Regions from separate parts of the Homo sapiens genome. Here region 2 is linked to region 1. A link is an interaction called in ENCODE POLR2A ChIA-PET data of the cell type or tissue named here. Cell type or tissue: PC-9. All regions are shown on one strand. Each heading gives the region's core, and the rest is flanking DNA. Links, peaks and the distances in the headings are about the cores only.

What was found. Peaks named below come from ENCODE experiments on the same cell type or tissue, not always from the same donor. Only the 100,000 strongest peaks of a DNase experiment are listed, where the experiment ranks them.
Region 2: POLR2A ChIA-PET joins it to region 1 with 6 read pairs; 2 of 35 experiments call an interaction of 5 or more read pairs at or near these places.

The regions. Positions count from the first base shown.
Region 1 is chr7:46,356,379-46,361,768 of GRCh38, reverse strand. No RefSeq gene overlaps it. Among named protein-coding and RNA genes, the nearest start is that of IGFBP3, 440 kb to the right of the region's middle. In PC-9, for the core only: no CTCF peak of the experiment used is centred there; no DNase peak of the experiment used is centred there.
Region 2 is chr7:46,489,935-46,495,324 of GRCh38, reverse strand. No RefSeq gene overlaps it. Among named protein-coding and RNA genes, the nearest start is that of IGFBP3, 570 kb to the right of the region's middle. In PC-9, for the core only: no CTCF peak of the experiment used is centred there; a DNase peak (open chromatin) is centred at 2,674; H3K27ac peaks cover 1,005 bases.

The sequences.
Region 1 (5,390 bases), core at 178-5,177:
GCTCATGCCTGTAATCCCAGCATTTTGGGAGGCCGAGGTGGGCTGATCACTTAAGCCCAGGAGTTAGAGACCAGCCTGGGCAACACTGCAAAACCCCATCTTGTACAAAAAACTACAAAAATTAGCCGGGCATGTTGACAGCCACCTGTAGTCCCAGATAATCAGGAGGCTGAGATGGAAGTATTATCTAAGCCCAGGAGTTGGAGGCTGCAGTAAGCCATGATCGCATCACTACACTGCAGCCTGGGTGACAGAGTGAGACACTGTCTCCAAAGAAAAAGAAGGAAATTTAAAAAACCCAGCAATCAAACAATTGTATGGACTAACATTTTACTTATGTATATAGATTTGAAGGATGAAAAGTGCTATCTACCTCGTGCTAATGTGTTTTTCTAAAAGCATCAACATGCAAGTCATGGACAAGCAAGTTGGTTTCTGGTCCCAATTCTGACGACTCACTTGCTTTGAAACTTAATTTCAAATGTTGAAGTGCAGGTTTAAGTTGCTCACAAGAAAACCGTGCAGAGTTGTGACTGTCCCTTTGTAAGATGATGGCAAACTGTTTTGTGAACTTCACATCCACCAGCATGCCCTGGACCAGGAAGGGCACTTCCTGTGCCCTCTGCCTCCTGCCTGAGGATGCCCTTTTGCACTCCTGCACCTCCCTCCACCTGTTCTGTCTCTACCTCCCCAAGGTCCTTTCAGGGCTCAGGCCTTCCCTTGACTTGGCTGCTGCTGCTGCTGTCCAGGCTGCCCTACTGCTAGTGTCCATGTGCCCCCTCGTGGGGGGTCCCAAGCTCCTCCAATGTGTGGCCCTTGACCTCTGCAGCACCTCTCAGCCCTTCCTGTCTTCTAGCACCTCAGAAGCTCCCCCAACCAAAGGGCAGCAGTAACTTTTCAATGACAAACTCTCCTCCTGGCTTCTTCCTGTCCTCCTTATCAGCCAAGCCGATGTCCCTGAAACCCAGTTATGATGTCTTATATGAAATAGTCTGCAGTGTCAGTGATATTGTGTCAGTGATATTCTCTTCCTCACCTATAAACTGTCTCTCTTTTGCTGGTCTGGCACCTACGGGTTGTGAGGCTTTTATTTCCTATTTATGCCCCCATCTCAAAGACCATGTGCATCATTTCCATTCTAAAGACTCATAAATCTTAGACCCATTCTAACTGCCCATAAATCTACCCACGTTCACCCTGAGCCATGCTCCCTGTTTCTGAGGCCCACAGATCCCTCCGCTGAGCCTGACATCAGCCTCACAGATCCTTTCTATTGATGGCAGGAATCACAATCTCAGGATCCCATGCTGACATTATTTAGCATTCTTTCAGAGCACGGCTTCTCAAGCATGAGGTTTCTCTCTGTTTAGCCCTTCTGCCTCTCTGTTCCTGCACAAAGGACTGAAAACAATGGCTTGAACTGCCAAAGGCTGATCACCTTAGGAATAACATTTCTCAGGTAAATCTATTATGTGGAATCTATACATCTGTATCTATATCTATATTGTTAAAGGGTGTGGCAAACCCAAGTAAATAAAAATGCCTCCTTGAATAGGATGATATGTCTCACAAATTGGTAATTTTCCAACTTATAAATAAGTTTGATTTATTCCAAGTTCCAAAAGCATTCATCTTTTAAATTAAGTGACTTAATTTGAAGTTCAACTGAATAATTAATGTGCAAAACTAACTGAGTGAAAATAAATAATTATGAAAGGATACTTGCCAGACCAGATATTAGCACTTACTGTAAAGTCATTATGTTTTTGATGCAGAAAGTTATATCACTATATTTTGACACAGAAGCAACAATACAGGGAATCCAGAAACAGGTGCAGCAATATAGGAATAAGTATAGAATAAAGGTGGTATTCCAAATCAGGTAAAATGGAATGAACTATTGAATAAATAAGTTGCAACGTTTTTACTATACATATGAATAAAAGTTACTTTTTCTTCATGACATAGGATTGCAACAACGTATTTCATTAGACAAAGTACATAAGCTCAACTAAAAATTAAAGAACATGTAAGAGAACCATTTGAAAGCTTATGAATGCAGCAGCCTTCCTAAACAGGAATTAGGAGGTAAAAACTTTTAAGTTGTAAAAAGATAAACAGTACCAATATAAAGCAAGTTAAAAGATAAGGGACAGACAATTTTTGCAATTGAGTATACATAGATATACACACAATGTGCACACACAGGCACACATGTACAATGCATATTAAAAATTCATGTATCTAAAATCAGACTAAAAAGGCAAAAATCCTGTGATAATCATTTGTCATTTCACCTTTTCTATTTTCAATTTTCCGGGTTTTAAGTAGGACTTCCTTTGTTTTTCACTTTTTATATATAGGTATGGATGTGCAAGTTACTTTGGACAATGAAATATGAATAGATATTAATAAAAAAACAAAATATTACATTAACCCACAGTGAATTTGTAATCGTTGGTTACTGCAGCAGCAGCATATTCTAACCTGTCTTGACTGGTACAAAACTCAATTGAAAATAGAAATAAAGTAAATTAGCATTTCATAGGAAAAACATGTAAATGATTCATTAAATACATTAAAAAATATACATTTTTACTATTAACAGAAATTAGTTCCATTCTTTACCTATTGCAATAGATTTTTCAACTGACACTAGCAGTGTGATAAACTCAGATACATGTCATTAGTTAAATGAAATAACATGCAGCCACTAAATGAAAGATTCAATCTACAGATACTTAGAGAAGGTTGCACATAATCTGTCACTAATTTTAAAAGGTAACTTAAATAATAAAATATCTTACTATTTTCAAGTAAACATAAATGAAGAAGGAGAAAGACAGAGACAAAGACAAGGAAAAAGAGAAAAGGACAGAGGAAGAGAGAGTATCTAGAAGTATATGTATCCAACTATTAATAGAAACTTACACTTGGGAGTAGAATACAGAAGTATAGAGAAAGAGCTTTCAACAGCTAATCTGTATAATTTTAAGGATTGATGGTATTTGGGGTAATTTTATTTTTCTGTTTTTGCTTTCCTGTATTTTCCAAAACATAAATATGATATAATTGATATCTAAAAAGGAAAAAATAATAGAGGAGAACATAGTATAAATAGAAGCAATAAATGTTGTTGTTCTTTAATCCAATAATTACTTAAAAGAAATGTTTTATTACATATATGTATCACATTTCAAATGTAAGTAGATTTTGCAATGAAAATGCTACACTCTTAAATAGAAGTGAAATAGGTAAAGCTTTTTTTATACTTTCAGTTAATTCATTGGTAAAATGAGAGAGTTGGGTTGTGGAATTTTTACCCTCCTTAATGATATGGAGGATAGCTAAACCCTTTAATGCCCAATGAATCATATGATTTGGCCAAGATGTCTCCTATCATTTCCCTGGACTTCTCTCAAATCCCATTAACTGTCCTGCAGATCTTTTGTTCTTCACCTTCCAGAAAGCTATGTCTCTGTCAGCATCCTATTCTCATCACCAAAATTATGGGACTTTTTTCCTATTAACATTTGTGGCGTGGAGGAGAGAGAGAAGCAGAGCTTTCCTCAGAGTAACTCCACAAGCTCACAAGTTATCAGCTACAGTTCACTGATGCTGACACAAACTGTAAGCTTTCTGGGTCAGAGACACAGAACTTTCTTCCTCACAGCGTGTTCACATGGGCCCCCGTTCCCACATACCCTGTGGGAAATGTGGGTCTCAGGTGGATGTCCCTCCCGCAGGGGGTTCCCCTGCAGCTGGGAACCCTGAGCTTAGGGAAGCTGCTGCTTTGACAGTAAGTGGTGAACATGTCTTCTTGGTTCTGAGGAAACTAGGTGCAGCACCTGGCCAAGGGATGCAGTACAGCTTGGTGATCGCTCAGTGCTCAAAACTGCCAGCTACAGAAACAACTCTGTGAAGTGGTCCAGGTAAGGGAAACAGACAAGCGCTTGTGATTTGGGCTCATTCAGCAAGACGTGCAGGCATGCAGGTGGGCCATGGCAGACTCCCTCCCATCTTAAGGTGGAAGATTTTTGAGGGAATTTGTTTTCTTCTAATCTATTAATTTTACCAAATATCCCTTTTTATTGTCTTTCATTAACTGACTTTATGTCTAGCTGCTGACTTTTGCTCATCTTTTCCTATTTTCTTTTGACAAACACCCTTTTCAGATTAGAGTTGGAGATGCGGCCAGTCCAATCTCTCTCTCAGGGCTCAGTCTGGCGTGGAATGATCTGTGACCACAGGCTGTACCATAATGACTGGCTCAGTCCAGGGAGGAAGTGGAAGCCTGAGGCATGACATCCCTGTGCAGAGTGTATGAAGTGTGGATTCAAATCAGAACCACTGCACTAGGAGGCAGGATGACATCCACATCACCACTGATGAAAGCAAGGGGCTAGGCTACAGGTAAGAAGAAAACTAATTATTTTAAAATTATTTATTTTATTATTTTTAGTTATTAAAAGAATTATAGATAAGAAAACTAAGGTGAAGAGACTGTAATAGCATCACTTAGTCTCATTACCTGCAAAATGAGAATGAGGAACCTTCTAGAGGCTGATGAGACAACACTTTCTCTATGATTTAGCCAATTTTACCTACTCTCAGGAAATTTGCCATGGACTGGCCTGACTCCAGGCTGTGGCCTCCCAACCGTTGGACACAGCTGTCTTTGGAAAACAAGCCTGATCCCGACAAAGTGTGTGAATCTGCAGGATGCAAAACTTACCTCCCCATCCACATGCCGATGCCAACTTCCTCTAGGCATTTGACTAAAGTTTTCACTTTTTCTCCAGGTACGTTGCAGACCCCGAGTTACTGGTAAGTCAGATAGCAGGTCTTTCTCCCTATACATTTGTCCTATATTACAGCTTTTACTCAGGCCTTTCCTACTAGTCTTTGCCTGTCGACACTTGAGTTTTTGACTGTGGTAGCCTAAGAAGTAGTTATCTGAACTGAATAATTCTGGGTCCCATGGAAATCACCTAGGAGAAACAGTAAATATTTTTATTCTGAAGAATAGATGCATTTAGTGGACATTTTCACAGAAAACATGCTTTAATGTGTTTATTTGTTGCTATTGAATTTCTTTCCTATTCTGAAGTCCTCTATGATACAAAACAAACTACTCAGCGGGGCCTGGGAAGTTAAGCCAGGACTGTGTGATTATCACACAGACAGATGTTACACTCACAAGAGGTGACTTGCTAGCAGCATTGACTTCTTGGCAACAGAATGGTCTGCGCTGTTAGGTAATCAGTTCACTTCAAGGAGAGATTTTTAAACAAAGGCTCCATGGAGGGCTGTCTGTTAAGCTTTCTGCAGTAGACTTTGGTGATCTTTAGACATGCATTTTACAAAGGAATAAACTAATATTTATGAAT
Region 2 (5,390 bases), core at 147-5,146, 130 kb before region 1:
TTCCATTTTGTGGGTTGTTCTTTCACTTTCTTGGTGGCATCTTTTGCAGCAAAATAGTTTTCAATTGGAAGTCCAATTTATCTATGTTTTATTCCTTGTGCTTTTGCTATCATATATTTAAAAATCAATGTCTAAACCAAGGTTATGAAGATTTACTCCTATTATTTCCTCTAAACATTCTATAGTTTTAGATCTTACATTTTTGTCTTTGATATGTTTGAGTAATTTTTACAATGATGTAGCGAAGGTGTCCTATTTTATTCTTTTGCACGTGCATATTCAGTTGCCCCAACACTATTTGCTGAAAAGATTATTCTTTCCCCTTTTATTTTCCTTGTCACCTTTGTTGAAAGTCAGTTCATCATAAATGCAAGAGATTTTTTTTCCTGAACCCTTAATTCTATCCCACTGATGATGCAATTATTCTTATTCTAGTGCCACTCTCTTTTTTATAACTTTGTGTTGCATATTAAATGAAACAAAACAAACAAAAGTCTGCCCCCTCTAGTACCACTTTCCTAACTACTATAGCTTTGTAACAAGTTTTAGGACTAGGAATTGTGAGTCCTCCAAATTTGTTCTTCTTTTTAAAGATTGTTTTGGCTACTCTGCGTCCTGTGTTTTTCCATGTGAATTTTAGAAACAGTTTGGAAATCATTGCAAAAAAAACCCCACAACAAGTCATCAGGAATTCGGTAGAGGTTGTGTTCAATCTGTAGATTCGTTTAGAAAGAATTGCCATCTAAACAATATTAAATATGCTGATACATGAACATGGAATGCTTTTCTACTTTATTTATATCTTCTTTAATTTTCCTTAATTTCCTTTAATAATCTCTTATACTATTGTTTTTAATTCCAAACATTATGTACAGGATCACACAATTGAATGTTTTGATAGCTGCCAATCACCCATTACAAATGTTCAGGTAAAACAGACATATTACTTTACTTTTTTGCTATCTGCCTGTACCAATGACCCAAATTTTTCAAAGTCATGGAATATAGCCCCTGGCAGTTTCTGCCTTTAGAAAAGGCATCCTTCCAAACCCTTCACATTACATTGGCCCAGTGTGAACATCCTCTCTCCAGTAATCCCAAGCCTGGCTCATGATTCATACTCCCTGTCTCTGTTTCTTCTCAAAAGAACCTCAGCATTAGTTTACTGTCTTGTCTTTAATTCCTTTTTTTTTTTTTTTTGCATCTAGAGATTTCTTTTCCTTCCTTGCAAGATCAGATATTCATGTAAAATTGTGGTAGTATATCTTATTCTTGATTTCTAGATGTTTGTGGTGAAAGTATTTCACTTTGCCTAAGCTTCTATAATGGACAAACTGGAAGTGTCTTGCCACGTACATCTTACCAGGTCTGTTTATACAAAATCCCTAGATGATACTAAACCATTATTTCTCCATAAACCATGCTATTTCTGTTATAAGAGGGTAAAAAGTCATTTTCCTCTTAAGTATTTTCAAACCAATTTGTTTTTAAATACAGTTTAAGCATAGTCTCAAGAAAAAGTGTTAGTTCATACCCTTTCAAATGAAATCCAACATCTCCCACTTTTTTAAGAACATTGCTTTTCCAGCTTTCTTCCAGCATGTCTCAGATATTTAGGTATTAAGTTCTATTTAGGGGTATCCTCTTTGATTGAGTGAAAGTATGGAAATCTGAACTAATTATTAAGAATTCAGAGAGATGACCATTTGATCAGAATAGATAAACGTAACAAACTACAAACACAAATAAACCAGAATACACTGCAACAAAACAAACAAAAATGGAAATTCAGGGAATATTATTAAATTAGCAAGTAAGAAAAAAATACGTCGTAAAATAATTTTTTCTTCACTCTATCTCTATTTTACAAATGAAGAAACAAAGACTGAAGAGAAATAATTTGCCTAAGGCCATCTAGTGGGTGAATGGCAGAAGCCAGATTCTAACCCATCCGGTTTGATTTCATAGCCATAGCTCATTAGTTGTCTGGCTCCCATTGGGATATGAACAAAATAAACCACCATTCCCATTACGATCCTCACAGCCTTGTTCCCCAAAGTGCTCATTTTCATCTTATATTTCTTCTTCCATTTTCTAGACATCATTGGCATTCTAGTTTTCCAAATCAGAAATGTTATGATCCTCATTGCTCTTTTACCTTACATATGCAATTTGTCAGAAAAGCACCGATTCTTCTCCTTGTTTCCTTCTTGGTAATTAATGTTTTTGTTTCACCTTATGTGTACTGTGGTGTTCCTGGCTCCATCACCTCTCACCTTCTGGGAGACTTGTGCTGTCTATAATAGTTCCACCTGAGAGCCCGACCTATCCTTTGCATCTCTCTTCAAACCAGTGCCTAGCGGTTCCAGGGATCTTTTTCTAGAACACTGATGATAATCTCACTCCATCTCTAGCAATTACTTCCAGTGCTAAGAAAGTGTTTCTCAAATTCACTTTAGTGAAGAACCAGTTGATTTTGTTTTTGTTTTTTAATTAATTATCAGACTGGTATGACGTTCTTGTCTGCCTGACACAGCTCATGCCATTGGAGACTGCCCATTTGAGTTCCACAGCACTAAAATCTGTCTGTAATCTGATGAGTCATGTTCATTGATTGTGCACCTGAACATCACAGCAAGGTCAGATTGCTAAGTTTCCAACATAAATTCTCCTAGATTCTCAAGGCTAGTAGTTATTTCATGACAGTCTGGCACTGGCCTTGCAGTTACACTGTGAGTAGAACCAGTTTGGTGACTTCTATGGACTGAATGTTTTTATCCTCCAATAATTTATATGTTAAAATCCTAAACCCCAAGGGGGATATATTAGGAAGTAGGTTTGTGGGAGGTGATTAGGACATGAGAGTGGAGCCTCACAAATTGTATTAGTGTTTTTATAAAAGAGACCCTAGATGCAGTGAGCCGAGATTGCGCCATTGCACTCCAGCCTGGGCAACTGAGTGAGACTCCCTCAAAAAAAAAAAAAAGAGGCCCTAGAGAGTTCCCCTACTTCTTCTACCCTACAAAGGCACAACCAGAAGTCCCCATTTATGAATCAGGAAGTAACCACTCATCGGACAGCAATCTGCTGATACCTTGATATCAGAGTGTCAGCTTCCAGAACTGTGAGAGATCAATGTCCCTCCTTCATAAGTCACCCAGTCTATGGTGTTTTGTTTTGTTGCCTAAATGGACTCAAACAGTTATTACAGCAAGAACTTATGTAAGATTTAGATGTGAATCCTTTATTGGCTTCAGAAAAAATGGAGTGAATTGGAGTAAGTCACTTGGTTCACTTCCTTTTTTTTGAGATGAAGTCTCTCTCTGTTGCACAGGCTGGAGTGCAATGGAACTGTCTCGGCTCACTGCAATCTCCGCCTCCCGGGTTCAAGCGATTCTCCTGTCTCAGCTTCCCACGTAGCTGGAATTACAGGCCCCCGCCACCACATCTGGCTAATTTTTGTACTTTCAGTAGAGATGGGGTTTCACCATGTTGGCCAGGCTGGTCTCGAACTGCTGACCTCATGATCTGCCCATCTTGGCCTCCCAAAGTGCTGGGATTACAGGCATGAGCCACTGTACCCAGCCGTCACTTGGTTTACTTCTCTAAAAAAAAAATGTTTTTTAGAGATCGTCAGAGAGTTGCTGTGACCATCAGAGAAGATAAAATTACAACATGATGTCTAGCACATAAATTAATCACAGCCAGTGATATTTCTATTTCTGACTTAAATTCAGACTCCTTATCCTTTTCCCACAAAGTCCTTATTGTCTGGCTTTTGCCTAACCATTCAGCTTCCTTTCCTGGATTTTTACCACAGGCTCTAGGCTTGACTTTTGCCACATCATGGCTATTCTTTGGCTGAAATATTCTTCCACATCTCCAGTCATTAACTCTCCCTTAGGAATGATCTCTAGCCACATCTTTTCTTTGTCTGAGGAAGCTGTGCATCCTCTTTGCTGGGTGCTCTTTATGATGGAGTACTTACTGCATTGTATGTGTTCACTTGCATACCTTACGATAAAATCACAGATGAAAATTCATCTTCAGTGCCCATGTCTACCAGACACACACTAGAAGCTCAGTGAATTAAAGAACTGATAAATGAATGATTGAGTAAATGAATAAATGGCCAGCTCATTTGAATGGAGTTCAAAAAGTTGACAAATGACTTCTCTAGCTAAATATATAATTGATGATTTTTTTCTTACTAAAATTACTGAGACTATGGAAGCTGTCATTTCTAATTTTTAAGCTTTTTGCACCTTATGCTTACCTATGTTCATTGATATGCATACAGTTACATCAAAGAGAGATTTTAATTGGAATCTAATGCACAACATGAAATCTAACGGATGCAAAATCAGAATTAACCACACACGATGAAGCTATTGATTGAATAAAGGCTTTTGTTGTTTTGCATTTCTCAATATGTAAAACTGGAAATAATTATAGAGCAATTCAGCAGGAGTGATGGGGAAACTAGGTTATTTCCACTATAATCAGTGGAGCTGTTGACAGAGGCAGCCCTTGTCTTTCATTCCTGAGGCCCTCAGTTTCCCTGACTCAGAGCCTCCCTGATGCTGGCATGGGACTCTCCTTGAGATCAGTGTTTTCCTCTTTACCACCTACTGATCTGTCCATTAAGTAAGGCACAGAGTTTCCAAGTCAAGCCATGCTCAGGTTCATAGTGACTCTGGATGATTAAGTTAGCTTAAGGGCCAAATAAGTGCTTGTGGGATAACCTTGGAAATATTCCCACTTCCTACATTGACATTGTGGGGACATGTACTACTAGGGGAAGAAAACAAAAAGCAAACAAAACAATGATGAAAAAACCCCTTTACTTGGTCACACGTCACATCACAATTTGAAATTTGAATTATATATATTTCAAGAAGTAACATAAGGTATTTACTTTCATTTTACTAGAATATTGAACTTATGTCTTTCTTTTCTAAAATTCATAACTTAATTTTAAACTATTTTTTTCAGAATATCTGAAGTGAGGTTTACTAGTGTCCATTTTTATTTTGAGAATTATGTTTGTTCTTCTTTGAAATTGGTTGTTGAACCAATGTGTTCTCTGGTTTTTTTATAACTAGTACTCGTTCTAAAGGAACAAGCAAAGATTATTTTAGAAATTAAATAAGTGGTGAGGAAAGTCAAGAATGTTAATGCTATTCGGATTTGTGGTTAGATCACAGACTTTCTTCAGGAATCAAAATGTCTTCCCTCTATCCTTGTTTGAAAGAGACGTTTTTTATTTCATCAGAGGACTTCTACAGCTAAGAAATACAGTCACATGAACACAATGGGAACAAATTTAAATTTTTTCTTAATTAAAAAATGTTGAGAACTTGAGAAATTGTTCTAATATGATGGATGAG